2 separate regions of the Homo sapiens genome follow, and region 2 is linked to region 1. The links are chromatin contacts, found by Hi-C in ENCODE. All regions are on one chromosome and are shown on one strand. Each heading gives the region's core, a stretch centred on a gene start or an enhancer-like site at or near the end of the contact. The rest is flanking DNA. Distances are from core to core; before and after follow the strand shown. Region 1 has its middle 54 kb from the start of ATOSA. Region 2 overlaps MYO5A (myosin VA).

Evidence for each region. A loop is a pair of places that touch in the nucleus more often than their neighbours do. Pooled maps may share reads with other maps.
Region 2: a pooled map shows a loop between it and region 1 (2.9-fold over the local background). The contact joins two enhancer-like sites. A Hi-C loop is called at or near these places in 1 of 37 single-sample maps with no recorded cell type and 8 of 50 pooled maps.

Annotation. Positions count from the first base shown.
Region 1 is chr15:52,731,623-52,734,896 of GRCh38, forward strand. No RefSeq gene overlaps it. Among named protein-coding and RNA genes, the nearest start is that of ATOSA, 54 kb to the left of the region's middle. Within about 2 kb of position 1,694, at least 7 of the 41 ENCODE cell types and tissues checked have a DNase peak (open chromatin) inside an H3K27ac peak, as active enhancers do.
Region 2 is chr15:52,368,472-52,371,745 of GRCh38, forward strand. It overlaps MYO5A (myosin VA), which reads right to left. Exons shown (of 42, transcript NM_001382347.1): 22 at 1,698-1,946. Among named protein-coding and RNA genes, the nearest start is that of MYO5C, 74 kb to the left of the region's middle. Within about 2 kb of position 1,805, at least 3 of the 41 ENCODE cell types and tissues checked have a DNase peak (open chromatin) inside an H3K27ac peak, as active enhancers do.

The DNA.
Region 1 (3,274 bases), core at 444-2,943:
AAAAAAAAAAAAAAGAGTATACATTAAAATTGGTCTTCTTCTTCCCCAGTATCCTCAGTACCCCAGTTATTCCCCATCTCGCCAACCCCCATCCCCCAGCAATCACACTTAGCAGCCTTATCTGGGCTTCCCGAAATATTCTGTACATATTCAGGCATATGTATAATATATACCCCTTTATAGCCCTCCCTCTTTTTGCCTCCTTGCTTTTGCTCCAAGGGTAACTTAGCACTTGGAGAGGGATTTCATCCTTCCCAGCAGCTGCCCTGTGTTCCATGGTCACCACAACAGAGGGTAGAAGCTGGCCTGGCTTAAGGATGATTGAGAGGCTCAATATTTCCTTCAACAAACAAACAAAAAATGCCAAGGCCACCTTAAGGTGGCTTGCTTTAGTAAGAGATAAGCTCATAAAACAGTATTTATTCAATAAAACCTGGCAAAATATTTTAGGAGTAAGTTAAGTTTTGCCAAGAGAAGTGCTTATAAACTTTGAGAGCAAGGTAGACCTTCACATATCCAGGCTTCTTCTACCTGAATTTGTTGCTGCTACTCTTGCTTTTGTCCCTTATGGGTTTAGGGTGCAGGTAGAGACCAGGCAGAGCAGTTGTGAAAGTAGAAGGGGTTGGGCCTTGCCCAGAATGAGGAGTGAGATCAGGATAGCGTTGTAAGTCAAAAATAAAAACAGACAAATCCATTTCCCAAGAGAACACAAGGGAGTTTCCTGTAGAAGCCTGTAACATTCTGATTTCTATACAAAACATTTCATGTTTGTGACTTACTTGATTCTAAGGTTAGAGTTAAGTAGACTCCATTCATATAATGAATAAATAAGTAGGTTTTGTGTTTCATGAGATTAAGATAAATGTGGTCTAACTGAGAAGTACCAGTTTCATACATGTTTGATACTTTATATAACTTGTATAATGATCATTTATGTCACTCAGCTTTTCCGTGTGACACTTTCTCCATTTATAAGATACACTTAGCATTCTGTCAGTTTAGAAACGTTTACCTGAATCTCAAATTTTAGATCTAACTTCCAGGTTACAAAAAATTCAAAGAATAGAGAAAAAGCTGTATAACATCACTAAGAAGCCATTAGACACATCCAGGAGGCCTGGCATTTGGCAGGTCAGCTGATGCCATGTCAACAGTCAGTAGCATGACAGAAAGAGACTGTTAGAGATTGAGAGACTATAGGGACATTAAAAAACAGGTGCAATGTATCGTCTTGTATTGGATCTTAGTTTAGAGAAACCAAGTATAAAGGACATTTTTAGGACAATTTGGGAAATTTGAGTTTTAATTAGGAATTATATATTAAAGAATATAATTATTTTATTTAATTTTTTCCCCAGAAAATCCTTACGCAGAAAGGAATATAACCATACCATTTGGCTACATGTAAAAATGTTATTTTGACTCTAAAAAAAGTTTTATTTGCAAAAGATGTACCCTGAAGTTAAAAAAACAGTGTTTTTCCTCTCCTTGAACTTTGAGTTCTTGAAGGTTACCAGACCAGGATAAACATGGCTATGCTACATTTTCATTTTTGTGCTGGTTGCTCAGAAGCAAGTGTCATTACTGACAACTGGGATGGGGTGTGTGGAGAGGAAATTACAGCAAATCAAAATGTTTGCAGCCATACATGGCTGTGATTCTTGAGTTACCTCTTTGTGGGTGTTGAGTTCTTGTATTAAGTTTTGCACCATCAGCAGAGCAGGACATGTGTTATGTAAAGCCAGGGTTCTTGCATCACAGTATTCAAGCCCTCTTACCCAGATCCTATCACATTCAGCTGCAGATGTAGCAAGAAGTTCCAAAGCAGGAAAAAAAAAAAAAAAAAAAGCATGTCCCAGGACTACAACCTGCCCTCTGGGTCTCAGTATATTATGAATGAAAGTGAACAATAAAGACTCCCTGTTGGGTGGGAAGGCAGAGGGAAGTCACTTGAGGCTTCAGGGCCCTCCAAGCATAGAAACCTCAATCATGCCTGAGTCTCTCTTTTCTAAGAAGTCCTTTCTCAGGAGGAACCAGTGAGAAGAACCAACTATTATCGGTGCGCTCCAGCTTCCTGGGCTGGAAGATTTGGACTAGACCTTGAGGTTCCTATAGAGACAGCTGCCCTTAGTGGCCCCCAACCTGGGCCTGGACCTGAGAGTCAGGAACAGCTCCCATTGGAACTGCCTCTTTAAGCTCATTCCTGTCTGTCCTAATATCCCTCAAGCCTAGGTCCCAGGGAGCCCTGCTGGATTCTGGCTGATTCAGAAGGCCATGTCCTACACATCCTTCCAAGTGGCTGCTCTGCTGAGTGGGCTGGGAGGAGGTGCAGCCTGCTGGGCAGTGAGCGTTGACTGAGTATTTTGATAGCACTGGGGAGCTCTCTGAGCAGGCACCACCATGCCCATCTGTCCATTAGCAGTAGGCTATGGATTAGGAGTGGTAGAAAGGATATCTTTAAATAGATTTCTTTGTTTGTTTGTTTGGTTTGAGGCCTAGTGATTGAGGTCACTCTGGGAAAAGCTTCAGGAAGCTCTGGTCAGAAACTTTGGGTTTTACATTTCACAACAATTATCCTTCCACTGGGGAAAAGAAAAGGTTAGTTAGGTGGGGTAGAGAAATGAGGACCAGAAGTTCCCCGCCTAGGAAAATCAGAATATGAAACATTATTGAAATACATATTAATATTTCATATGTCTTAGTCATGGCTGGGAGGGTTCAGCCTAATTGGCAAACTCAGCTTTATCAGGGAATCCTTGGTATCTGCTGCTGAAATGCAACTCAGATCCTTGTCACCTTTGAGCCTGTCCTTCACAGATAAAAGACATGAGTTTGGAATGGGTTTCTGCACTGTGGAAGGGGGAATAGACTTACTCAACGTCTTGGCTTTAAGTCCTAGCTCTGGTACTTGTTAATCTTGGTATTTTAAATAAGTCTCTTGGCAGGCACGGTGGCTTATGCTTGTAATCCAGCACTTTAGGAGGCCAAGGTGGGAGATCCCTTGAGCCTGGGAGTTGGAGACTAGCCTGGGCAACTTAGTGAGACCATTTCTACAAAAAACTTTAAAATCAGTTGGGCGTGGTGGTGCACACCTGTAGTCCCAGCTAACTCGAGAGGATAGCTTGAGTCCAGAAGGTCAAGGTTGCAGTGAGCTATGATCACACCACTGCACTCCAGCCTGGGTGACCAAACAAACAAACAAACAGAAAAAAACAACAAAAACAAGTTTCTTGACCTCCCCGGGGCTCAGCAACTAACAGATAACTGAGATAAC
Region 2 (3,274 bases), core at 555-3,054, 360 kb before region 1:
CTCTTGGTTAGGAACCATACATAACTCTACTGTAACTTCTGGGCTCCTTGATCAGACTGAGAATGTCATTTTCCTGACCATGAAGCTGACTGTCACAGTGAAATGTTTTCATTCTTCCCCTATCACTACATTCCATCAAAAGAACTAATGGGGCCAGGCGCAGTGGCTCACACCTGTAAACCCAGCGCTTTGTGAGACCAATGTGGGAAAACAGCTTGAGGCCAGGAGTTCAAGACCAGCCTACACAACATAGGAAACACCGTCTGAACTAAAGTTAGTGCCTACAGCTATCTCTGTGAGAAGTGGGAGAAAATGAAATGAAATGAAAGAAAAAATCTGAATCTGCTTGTGTGTTTATTCTATCAGACTAGAAAGGCAAGAACTTGGCTTTGAAAAGGAAAGGAGAATCTTCCCACCACACTTAACTACTGTACAGATTCTGAGGAATCCGAAGCTGGAAAGCTTCCGTGGTTTGGGGAGACTTAAAGGGAAGAAAAGAGATCTTAAACATTCAAGAGTATCTTTTTGAGTGCACGTCTTAATTCTGAGAGAACAAGCTTGCTGTATCAAAACAACATTATATAAAACAGAAAAGAATCTCACCTTTTGGCACTGCTGTTTCTATATATAGAGTACAGATCTAGAGATATAGGAGGAATTACTTTACTGGAACCTGTAATGCCATGGAAGGACTGCAATTTTACCAGCCACCCTATCCTAACCGACCTGCATCTAAGTTCCTGCTGTAGTTCTCACTGCATGTGCTGATATTAACATTTAGAAGTCAGTACAGACAAACCATATCAGGATTCTTGCCAGCAGTTACAGCTGACACAGGCAACTCTGTTTTCATTTAAAGATGGTAATACCAGCGGAATCTCTGAAAATCGATTACTTTTTTCCAGGAAGCCTAATGTTGAGGTACTTTTACAAATGTTTCAGCAGTACATCTCATTACTACTTGACAATCTTAATGTCTTCTATACTTAATAAAGTTTTGATATGTTAATACAAATTTGAAGCGTGCAAGTACTGGTCAATCTGAAAGCATTTTGTGGGGAGGGTTCCATCTGCGTAAAGCTGTTGGTTGCAATCACTGTGCAGACATTTAGACTTCTCCTGCTTGGACTTCTTAATACAGCCTTAATGCAGGCTTCAACAAGGATCCCTACCATCAGGTACTAAATATTATGTCTAATGTTCCATTATTAGAACACTAAGCATGTGGGAGTTATTTATATTCTACTGCTCAAGGTCATTGCCAAAGACTGATTTTGCAATTCAAAAAATTGCAACCTTAGGCATAAATGGGTTAATCACATTAACCCTACTGAAGAAAAAGGAGTCTACGCCCCAGACTGACTTTTTTTTTAAAAGGAGTCTATGCCCCAGACTGACTTTTTTTTTTTTTTTTTTTTTTTAATATACAAGTGTTAGTAGGTACTTGGCCATTCTCTCCTAAAAATACAGCTTTGCCTCTGTTCTTATTAGAGTAGAAAGTTCTACTAAAAGACCTACAGCCTACTCATTGATAATGAGAAATAAATGCTTGGGAAACAGTAATAATGAACAGTAATTCAACTAAAATTTGTACTGCATTTCTAATAAAACCAACAGTGAGTCACACGGACCAAGTCATGATGACAGCACCTCTCTTTTGTGTACGGAGTAGATGGGGATATGGACATTATTCCTACCTGCTCTGTTTCTTGTTTGTATCGATCTGCATGTTCCTCAATGCATTTTTTCTCTGAACGAGTTTGCTCCAGGTCTTTCCGGAGCTTGGCAATTTCTTCCTGCAGACTAAGGACCCGCCCAGTGGCAACTTTCGCTTCCTCTTCACTTAGTTGAAGACGTTCTAAGTCACTTCGTAGTTTCTCAGTCTCAGAGTTGTATATTCCTTCCAGATTGGTTAGTTTCTCCACAAGGCATTTGTAGTCTTTGTTCTTTAAACATACACATAAGTAACAATAAGTAAATACACATATCATCAAATGTATTTAGTAAGAAAACCATGTTTATTCATCATATTCATGCTATATCATCATAACATTGATATAGTATCCAACCAAAATACTACAACATTTGCAATAGCACAACCAATACCTTCTAGGTGACACAAACAGAGAAGAAAACAGGCACAATTAATTCAATTCTGTTTGATGTGGTAAGCAAGATGGATGTGATTTTCTCATAGTCACAGGGTGAGTTACATAGTAAATTCTTAATTTCCTGATTCTTAATTCAGAAATAGGAGGATCTATACTTGTTTTTGAAAACAGATCAAAATGTTGCTAAAAACCATTTACTAGCTTAGTGATGCGTACGAATGATTAAAACAGCCTCAAAATCCCAAGTTGGCCAGGTGTAGTGGCTCACACCTATAGTCTCAACACTTTGGGAGGCCAAGGCAGGAGGATCACAAGAGGCCAGGAGTTCAAGACTAGCCTGGGCACATAATGAGACCCCGTCTTTACAAAAAAATTTAAAAATTAGCTAGACATGGTGGTGTGTACCTGTAGTCCTAGCTACTTGGGAGGCTGAGGCAGGAGGATCACTTGAGCCCAGGAGTTTGAGGCTGTAGTGAGCCGTGATTGCACTGCTGTACTTTAGCCTGGGTGACAGGGTGAGAATCTGTCCTAAAACAAAAAACAAAAAAAAAAAACCCTCTCCCTACACACACACACGTTTCTCACAAATCTTTATGTTTACTACCTCAAAATTTCTCCCTCCCACTCAGAAAATCTTCCATCCCATTTCATTCTGATCCCTGTTTTGCTTTGCTCTCCTTAGCATTTTTATATTCTTAATTACCTTTATATCATTTACATGTGCTAAAATATTAGTAACTATCTTTAATCAAACAAACTTTTATCTCTGCAACAGATTGCAAGTTCATCAGAAGCATCAACATTTTCCTGATGCTTTTGCTATTTCAATGCTAAACCAACTCATCTGTAAAATGAACATGATACCACATGAAAATAAATGATAATTTTGATAGAGCATTGCCAAGTACAAAATACAGTATGCCTGGTTCAAGCTGGTGTTTGAAAAATAAGTAACATACAATATGACTCTTGGTCATAAAGGTTTGAAGCATTAGTAGATCTCTGTTCTCAAAAATAATTTCCTGCCAGGCATGGTAGCTCATGCTTGTAATCCCAGTACTTTGGGAGGCTGAGGCAGGAGGATTGCTTGAGGCAACAGCCTGGCAACATGAGACCCTGTTTCTACAAAATAAAAAAATTAGCTGGGTGTGGTAGTACGTGCC